Regions from separate parts of the Homo sapiens genome. Here all the other regions are linked to region 3. The links are chromatin contacts, found by Hi-C or POLR2A ChIA-PET in ENCODE. All regions are on one chromosome and are shown on one strand. The core of a region is the stretch at or near the end of the contact, and the rest is flanking DNA. Distances in the headings are between cores, read along the strand shown.

What was found. A loop is a pair of places that touch in the nucleus more often than their neighbours do. ChIA-PET counts read pairs that join two places held with the same protein, here RNA polymerase II (POLR2A). Pooled maps may share reads with other maps.
Region 1: POLR2A ChIA-PET joins it to region 3 with 17 read pairs in HepG2. The contact joins the enhancer-like site here to the promoter of TUSC8 in region 3. A Hi-C loop is called at or near these places in 7 of 168 maps with a recorded cell type or tissue (Caco-2, HepG2, breast epithelium and 3 more) and 2 of 50 pooled maps. POLR2A ChIA-PET finds 5 or more read pairs at or near these places in 22 of 52 experiments (A673, AG04449, AG04450 and 16 more).
Region 2: a loop to region 3 is called in a map of PC-9, with 7 times the contacts of the local background. The contact joins the enhancer-like site here to the promoter of TUSC8 in region 3. A Hi-C loop is called at or near these places in 4 of 168 maps with a recorded cell type or tissue (Caco-2, HepG2, PC-9 and 1 more) and 1 of 50 pooled maps. POLR2A ChIA-PET finds 5 or more read pairs at or near these places in 8 of 52 experiments (BJ, Caco-2, H1 and 5 more).

What each region holds. Positions count from the first base shown.
Region 1 is chr13:44,448,882-44,452,073 of GRCh38, forward strand. All of the region lies in intron 1 of TSC22D1 (TSC22 domain family member 1), which reads right to left. LOC124903167 (a long non-coding RNA gene) reads left to right here. Exons shown (of 4, transcript XR_007063778.1): 2 at 2,537-2,622. Among named protein-coding and RNA genes, the nearest start is that of TUSC8, 44 kb to the left of the region's middle. RefSeq lists an enhancer at 3,134-3,192. Within about 2 kb of position 1,735, at least 5 of the 41 ENCODE cell types and tissues checked have a DNase peak (open chromatin) inside an H3K27ac peak, as active enhancers do; they include PC-9, where a contact is called at or near this core.
Region 2 is chr13:44,363,511-44,366,671 of GRCh38, forward strand. No RefSeq gene overlaps it. Among named protein-coding and RNA genes, the nearest start is that of SERP2, 8.7 kb to the right of the region's middle. Within about 2 kb of position 1,306, at least 9 of the 41 ENCODE cell types and tissues checked have a DNase peak (open chromatin) inside an H3K27ac peak, as active enhancers do; they include PC-9 and endothelial cell of umbilical vein, where a contact is called at or near this core.
Region 3 is chr13:44,404,701-44,407,861 of GRCh38, forward strand. It overlaps TUSC8 (tumor suppressor candidate 8), which reads right to left and starts at 1,284. Exons shown (of 2, transcript NR_104174.1): 1 at 914-1,284.

The DNA of each region.
Region 1 (3,192 bases), core at 485-2,984, 45 kb after region 3:
ATTCTAGATCCGTGTGTGTGTGTGTGTGTGTGTGTAAGATGTTAGACCTGGAAGAATAAAGGGACCATAAAGTGAAATGCCCTTCTGCTGATCTCAACGGAGCCACAGTATTCATTGAAAGCCACCCATTTTACAGATTAAGAAACAAGCTGGGAGGCTGTGTGGAAACCACAGCCAGAGACCCATGCTGCATGTGAGTCAGGCAGCCTGGCTGCAGGGTTTCTGGGCCTAGTCTAGAGTGGAGCTGGTGAGCTCTTGGTGAGAACTGGCCCTCCACAGCTTCCTTTCTGAGGCTGGGCAGGCTGACAGGGGCACTCAGATCAGTCCCAGTGCCAGTGAGGTCTACAGTTTGAGAAGGTGCTCTCCAGGCACTGGGACAAGGTCCCGACAGAGAAAGGGGCTCACCACAGACACAGAGCCACACTTGCTGACGGACACATTACTTAGTGAATGTGCCTAAAGAAGATTTTCAAATTGTCCTTTCATTAGCCCTGACAGTTCCTTGCAAAGCCCTCAAGAGCTGTGAGAAGACGAGTTAGAGGAAGTCCAAGGGGATCAAAGAAAATGATGCTCACTTGTAAAGAAGGCAGGCAGGCTGCGTCCCCAAGGCTTGTGGCCAGGAATAGGAGAAATGGCTTTAGCGGCAATCACTTTAAGAACTTCTGTGGTGTCCCAATATACCCCAAGGATTTTTACTCTAGGTGGTCATCAGCTTGGATCTCCTTCCATATCATCTTAGTGTGATTCTGACATTGCCACATTCTCCTATCCATGATTAAATAAGGGTAAGAAGACAATGCGATGAAAATAATAAAGTGCTGAGTGGGGCCAATGAAGTGGGAAATAAAAATTTACAATGAGAATGAGGGTCACTTTTTAGCATTTAAACCTGCTGCCAACTACTGTAAAAGAAATGGTCAACATAATACATCTTAGCTAGAAAGATATAAACTAGAATTTAAAAACTTTCTATACATTAGCTCTTCAGCCATTTGATTTACTCGCATTTATTTAACAGTGAGCACCCATGAAAGGCCAGGAACTTTAGGCTTGGCACCACAGTTATCAAGATGAGTAAGACACAATCCTTGCTTTTAGTGACTTGGGGGCAGTTGCAGGGGGCAAGGGGAGAAAGACGTATGATATTTTGTATAATTTGAGTGTATATAAAAAATGATGGTTAGCAGAAAGCAGCCTGGGAGTGTTTCTGAGGGCAGAAGACTTACCCTCTGGGTGTTGAAAAACAAATAAGAGTTGTCCAGTTAGACTACAAGGTACAAAGAGAATGAGAACACTCCATGAAAAAGGAAGGGCCAGGCAAAAGCCAGGGTCATGAAGCAGCATGCTGAGTTTGGACACCTCTCAGTAGTTGAGTGTGGCTATGGAATAGGAGGTTGGAGTTTAGCAGTGGGAGTGAAGAGAAAGGCAGTAGAAGGAAAAAAGTTTAAGACAGGCTGGGGCCTCACAGGCCATGTGATGGGAGACTGGACTTTAGTCTGAGGGCAATGAAGGTCCACATAATAGGGTTTAAAGGGGGCAAATGATGCAATGGGATTTGTGTTTTGGCAAGGTCACTCTGACCACAATGTATAAGACTACAAGAGATGGAACTGGGGGTAAAAGGAAGGAAATAATGAGGGCCAAAACCAAGGAGCAAAGGGGAGACAGAGAGAAAAGTGGGATGGATTCAAAGACATTGCAACATAGAACTGACCGAACTGGCTTGTGTGAGGTAAGGGAGGCAGGATGACTCACAGGTTTCTGGATTATGTGAACAGGTGGAAGGTGATGCCATTAGCCAGAATAAGGCTGTAGGCTAAGGGGAGTAAACTGGTTCTGGGGTATAACATTGATAGGCCTTACTAGGCAGTGGGAAATACGGTTTTGGAACTCAGGTGGGGTTGGGCATAAGAAAATACTGGCATAAGAAAAGTTGTTAGGTTAGCAGTAAGTCTCCTTGGGAGTGGATGAGATTACCTCAGAAATCCATATAGGCAAGAGATGGTGGAGCTGGGCGGCCACACACACTGGGGCAGCCGTTTGGCATAGCAAAGACACCTGAGTTTTCTGTGGATCTAGTGGACACTACAGAAGGTGGCTAGGCTTGAGGCACTTGCAAGAACCTTGAATGGGAGAGTAGCCTCTACCCAACAAGGAGACCAAGACAGAGAAAGTGATTTAACTGTGGAGGGAGCGGGGAAATGAAGAGATCAGGTCAGCTCTCCAATGCCAGGCACCCTAAGGTGCCAGCAAAGAGCCAGCAACTGCGTCCTTTGAGAAAGCTCATGTGGATGGCAGCCTCACGAAATGAGCCAATGGACAGTCCGTTAGACAGAAACAGACAGACGGCAGCTGCAACCGTGACAGAAGCGGGACACTGCAACAGTCAGCACAGAGACTCTGCCCCTCGGTTCTTCCTTCCCACCTCCATGCTAGCGCACTGCTACTGCCAAGAGGGAGGGACGCGTGTGAGAGCCAAAAACAGCCTCCACTCCAAGGCGCCAGTAACAGACTGGGTTCTTTTTTTCCTTTTCAGGGAAAGAGTGGGCAGAGAAGAGAGAGCTTTGATTCTGACATGAGAGTCAAATTTCAAAATGCAAAGAACGAAGTGTTTAAAAAATGGTAAGTGACTGTTTAAATGACCAAAATTAACTGGAAAGCGATGGAAATGGGTCGACATGCTAGTAAGGAAGCCTGCTACCAGAGTGAAAGGGTGATTCAACTGAGCACAATTAATAGCAGTTATTAGGAGAAATAAAAACAAACCATGACATGCATATTTCTCACCAATGAATTGAGACTTTAAGCAAATGGCTCTGGAGGGGATCCAGAAGAATGCGGCATGAAGCCACACGCTGAGGATCAACTGTGAGATGAGGCCATATCATGTCAGGGGCTGAGCAGACCCCAGTGAGCTATAGGGGGCACAGCCCCTTACCTGTGGGGCTGTTGGGGCCACTGCATGCCCGTATCTATCCCACCGATCACCAATAGGACATCCGCCATGGCTGACCGAGGAGAGGACTGCAAACTCACCAAGGGCTCCCTGGCAAGGACACCCCTGTCCTTTCCCACTTTTGCGCTCCCAGCCCCACATCAGGGACTTGTTCAGTCAGGAAAGCAGGCAGGGGACAGATATAGATGGAAACAATCCAGGTCCTCTCATGTCAATTCCAAATTGCTAGAGACACA
Region 2 (3,161 bases), core at 56-2,555, 41 kb before region 3:
CTGTGAAAAGTGCAGTAGGGACCATGGCCAGAGAAAGAGAGGGCAGACCAAGCAAATACAAACCAAGTGAACACACTCATGGAGTACCAATTAGGACAAAGGAATAAAGCCCAAAAGGAGCCCCAAATTGCTAAAGCAAAACAAAGTTTAAAGGGAATCAAAAATGGGAGCTTCCTGGAGCACCAGGTTTGCAAGGAAAATTGTGAACATTTGTTATTAAACCAGTAACACTAACATCATTAACCACCATCAAGCTGAAGGAAACACATTTTTGCTACTTCAGAGAAAAGGAACAAAATACCTTCAGCCGAACCAGTCAGTTTTTTTCCTTCTAGACTTTGTTCCTTTAACTGCCAAACTCTGTGTACGATTTTTACTGGAGGATTATAATTAACTGTGTTAAAATGAAGACATTTTATTTTAACTTTTTGTGTCCTACATATTATCAAAATGATCGAGAAAGCAGCAGAAAATGAGTCCCCCTTCCTTACATACACACACACACACACAACACACACACACGCGCTCACACTTCTCAAGTTCATTGAGTACAGTTTTTGCATATGGAAATCATCACTCTCAGTTACCAAGCAACTGCCATGATTTGTGTTTCTATCTTCTGATGGTTCCTTTGTGTCGCCTTTAATGGAGAATTGGACTGGTTAGTGTCCAAGGTCCTTGTCAACACCGAGATGCCGTGAGTCTATGAAGGAGGTGGGGTCATACACTGCCAAACAAAGAGCAGAGAGGCCAGACAACTCTCACCCTCACCCAATGCTAACACTGGTACGGCCCTCAGGCAATCGTGGTGCCAATACGGCAGTGACAGGAAGGGACTGGGCATAGTTGAGGTTTTCTTAATTTTATTTAAAAAAAAAATGCTCTGCAAACACAACTTCAAGACATATTCCAGCCACTGTCCACCCTGCCCCACTTCTTAGCAGATTGTTGTCCCTAAGGTCCTCCTATATAGATACTCTGTAGCGGTCACCATCTGTGCTAGTTTCTCAGCTGTAAACTTGGAATAATAGTAACACCGACCTCTCTCTCCCAGTAGTAGTGGTGTGGGGATTGACTAATTAAGCCCTGTGAAATGCCTTGAAAAGTAGACAATAGGATTCTCTCCCTGTCAGAAAGAATTCACACTATTCCCCCAACGCCTGACCCGAGGGTGGCGGCTGTAGCTCATGTCACCCTTTGCTGATATTTTGTCACACTTGGACAAAGGGCTCTGGAGTCAAAGGGCAGCTTAAACCACACACCCAATATCATGCTTAGAGGAATTCCTGGGAACTGGTTTGGTGTTGACAATTGCCCACTGCTCTGAATCACTTCCTTTCTTCCTGCAGATTGACTCTTTTCCTGATTTTTGCTCCCAGACAAACTGGGTGTGCATGTCTGTTGCGGGAGAGGGACCATGGCTCTGGCCCCAGGCTTGTATTTCCAGATGACATGAGGCCTGCAATGCTTCTTTCTAATGTGCACCAGGTAGAGATACCTTCAGAGCTTCCTCTTCCTGCCCCTCACCTATTTCCTAATCTTGGCTCAGGTTTCATTGTGATATTGATCAACCTTAAGGAAATCCTTGACTAGTAAGCAGTTCCACCAAGATGAAGCTGGAGAAACCAGAGTGGCTCAGTGCTCACCACCTACATAATTACCCAGGAATGTTGTGTGATTAATAAGTTGCTGTGGTCTTGGTGCAAACAGGTCCCTGAAAACATCTGGGCTTTCCGCAGATGGTTTACTAATCCACATACATCACTGACAATAAGCTCTTTACAAAACCCTCTTAAAGTATATTGGATGTGACAGGTTTCCAGAATTTTTAGAAGCAGAGATCCTAGGTTTAACGTGCTGATGTTCAGAAAGGCTGGTGGCACTCCGAGCATCTGCATAGCTTCTTCTGAGTAACCTGGTGATGAAGTTATTGCAAAGGTGTGGACTTTTCTTTAAATTTGATGTGACAGAGATCAAAAAAAAACTATGATGAGGAATAAGTTAATGGAGTATATTAAACATGTATGTTCGTGTATTTAAAATGGTAATCTAACTTTTCATTTCGATCAAAGGAAAATAACATAGTCATTTAAATGAGGGCTTAAATTATCTATTTTAGATGGCTATGTCACAGCTTGGAGTATGAACCTGCTTTGTGTATCTAACACAAGTTGCCATGTTCTCTAAATGAATGAAATGCAAATTATATAAACCACTGAATAGCTATTTAGTGTAATCAATACCTGAATCCCCCTAATCCTTTCAGTCTTTACGTCATGATGCTAACCTCTGGGGATACCATGATGAACACACATGGTCTAGGAAGAAGCTACCAGTGCAATGCCTATCTGTCCATTTTCTCCTCTGGTTCCTATTGTGACTCACAGACTGTGGAAAGAAGTGACCTTGATTAAGGATATGGCAAATGAATTGACTACTTAGTACACAAATTCATGACCTTGGCCTCATAAACGTAGCACTCAATCAAACTAGTAAAGTCTATAAACAGAAAGAAGTAATGCTACTTACCCAGAATTGCTTGTCCAATGTCACATAACTATAAAAAAAAAACTAGCCTGAACATACTCATATACATTATGGAGGGAATATAAAGTGATAAACCTCTCAACTGGAGAAAGTGAGGATAAACTGGCAACGTCCGTCACTTCTATGCACATAACTTTTGACCCAGTGAATTACACTTCTAAGAAGTCCTCCAGTAGGACTTTCCATACACATGTGTGTTTGCAAAAACACATATACAAGGCTATCTGTCAATTTATAGCAGCAAAAAACTACAACAATCCAAATATTCATCCATAGGGAACTGGTTGAATCAATTACAGTATCATCACACAATGCAACACCATGTGGTCATTTTTAAAGAATGAAATAGATATAAATGTAATGATATGGATCATCTTTTTTGTTTTTTCCGAGACGGAGTCTTGCTCTGTAGCCCAGGCTGGAGTGCAGTGGCGCAATCTCGGCTTACTGCAACCTCCACCTCCCAGGTTCAAGCAATTCCCCTGCCTCAGCCTCCTGAGTAGCTGGGACTACAGGCGCTCTCCACCACACCCGGCTAATTTTTGTATTTTTAGTAGAGATGGGGTTTCACCATGTTGGACAGGCTGGTCTCGAACTCCTGACCTCATGAACTG
Region 3 (3,161 bases), core at 34-2,533:
GGGTGGGGGCAGGGCACACGTCTTGTCTCTGGAGCCATCGCAAAGCAGGGAGGGGATGCTCCTTCAACTCTCAGGTGGGGACTGGAGCTCCCCGCTAGTCCACGCTGGAGAAAGGTTTTTAGGGCCTGGAGTCACCCAGGACCCATCTCTGTCCAGGGGGTGCTGTGTAATATTCACCATTAATCCTACACATCTGGGAAGCATTCTCCTGCTAAAGATAAGATAAAGCCCAAATGATTTGTGTTGGGGGCTGGCTGGGGGGCTGGGGGGAGGCCAGACCTGGAAGGCTGGGCACACAGGAGCACCCTAACCAGCAAGCGGGGGACGCAGCCTCCGCGGCATACTCCCACAGTCTGTCTGTGTTGCCGGGCAGATTCCCTAAGCATGGTGCACTGAGGTACACAGGGAATCTGGAAAATTATTTTGCTTTACACAATGGAGACTGTGTTATTTAAGTTTAAAATACCATGGGGGAGGAAGGTAAGCATAATCAGCTTTATAAGAGAACAAGCAGGCAGGGGAGCTTTTCCCAGATTCCACCCTTTTGTTAAATCTCTGAGGTTTCCAGAATGTAGTTCTTCCTCGCTCCTGCCGCCTCCCACCTTCCTTCCCCACTCTCCCCTCTCCCTCTCTGCCTTTCTCTGTGTCTGTGCCTCTATAACAATAAAAATCATCAACGCAGCCATTGCTGTGAGCAAGGTACTGTTTCAAGTGCTTTTCAGATCACGTAACCCCCAAAACTCTATGAGGAAGGTTCTGCTTTCTTCTCTGCATTGCGCTCTCTTTCTCTCCCGCTGCCTCTGCCTCTCTCATACACACACTCACCCCCTGACACACACACACACACACACACACACACACACACACACCCCTTAGGCCTCTCTATATCACCTCCACACACTCAGACACATACCCACAGTCTTGTCCACATCAATAAGAAGCAGTTCACCTCCACCGGAAGGGACAGCCTCAGAGCCTGAAGAATGCCAGCCTTTGCACTCCTGCGCTCGGAGGTTCTCCTGAGCTACCTGGGGTGCAGTGGCTATGAAGGCCTCAGTATTCAGACCTCCCTGAACTTGGCTGAAGATCGTGAACAGGAAAGCAAGCTCTATCCCTGCTGACTCTACCTGCCAGGCTGCCCAGCCTAGCAGGGCCAAGGCTGGATCTACTCTCTCTTCTGTCCTTGGCACTGCTCTGACCTTTGAGGGGAGAGAGAGGCAGCCAGAGGTGAGAGGGAAAACAAAAGAAGACTCTGGTTTCCAGCAGCAGCACTGACTAGAGAACAGGGAAGCAGGGATTCTGGTCCCGGCCACGCCCCTCACTGCACCTGGACAGCGGGCAGGACATTTAGTCTTCGTGGGTTTTCATTTCTCTCACAGGAAAATGGATTATCCCCATTTTTATTTTAGGGGCAGTCAGAGAAGCCCAATGTAAAAATACAAAGAAGGTGCAGGCTCTGTGCAGCCCAGCCTTCACCCTCCTTCTGGAGCAGCCCTTTCCAGACTTGCTCACTGAATAAATCCTGCTGGGGCACAGACTGTGCGCCTTCCATGGCATCAGGGGGTGCAGTGCCAAGCACCACTCCCTATTCCCCAGGAACTTACAGCTGAGAGGAGGGAAACAGGTGAGCCGATCAACACGCTCTCCCTAACAGTGACATAAACTAACAAGGGGCAGCGTGCAAAGCACAGTGGATCAACTCAAGGAAAAGGGAGCTAAAACTGTCTATCTACTTCTAGGAATGTCCCCAAAAGAACTGAAAGAGGGACTTGGAGAGATTCTTGTACAGCCATGTTCATAGAGGCATTATCCACTATAGCCAAGGGGCAGAAGCAACCCAGGTGTCCACCAACCGTAGAGGATGAACGGGTAAACTAAACGTGGCACATCCACACCATGGAACACTATTCGTCAATGAAAAAGAAGGACATTCTGACACATGCCCCCACATGGATGAACCTGGAGAACATTATGCTTAAGCGAAATAAGCCACTCACAAAAAGACAGATACTGTGTGATTCCACTTGTGTGAGGTACCTGGAGTGGTCCCATTTATAGAGACAGAAAGGAAACAGTGGCTGCCAGCAGCTCAGGGGAGGAAGGAACGGGGAGCTGGTGTTTCCTGGGCACAGAGTTCTGGTTTGGGATTATAAGAACATTCCGGAAATGATGACGGTTGCACAATAATAAATATATTTAATGCCGCCAAATTGTACACTTAAACATGGCTAAGATGTTAAATTTATGTGCATTTCACCACAATTAAAAATAATAATTTAAAAAATTGTTGGGTATGTGTCCAAAAAGTGGCCAGGGTTTGGCAAGCGTTGAGGGGGAGAGAAATGACGCTGCCCAGACCTCTATGATAAGGCCCGAAGCCTGCCTCCACCCCCCGGCGTGAGACCAAAGGGCCTTTGCACATGCTCTTCCTTTCACCCGATGCTTTTCCCCTCAATATTTCCATGACTCAAATTCACTCAGCTCTTTCTTCAAATGTCACTCCTCAAAAAGCCCTCACTGACACCACTAACTATAGTAAAGCATGTACATGCACGTGCGCACGCTCACACACACACACATTCTGCCCACCACGTGCCGTAGCAGATTTCTGCACAGCACTAACCACCATCTCCTATGCTGGTATATATATCTTTATTTATTTATTTTCTGTTTCCCCAACTAGAATATAAGCTTCAGGAGCACAGGGGCTCTGTTTTGTTCACTGTTCTCTCCCCTATGCTTGAAAGATTGTAGGTGCTCATATGAATTTGAAGGATGATGAGGAAACAAGGAAATGGGAGTGTCTGCCCAGCTTGCCAGGGCTCCCCTTGGAAATTTGAGCCCAGTGCCCCCACCTGGCCACAAGCCCACCTACTGAGCCTTACCTTTTTTGCATTTTTCTCTCTCAAGAACCTTGCAGGGAGGTGATGACAGGGTTTGGGAATTTGACTCAGAATCACAGCTATATATCTATGATCATCTTCTACCCTTTTAACTTGACCTTACGGTTTAGATATCAGAAGAATGACAGGGAATGAATTAAGAGGGGAGATTCCATTTTAGCGAACATACGTAACTCAGTTTTTAAAATAGAATCATACGATTTTTGAGGTGGACAAGATCACAGACTTCGGCTGAGTTTGAAGCATTGAGAGAATATC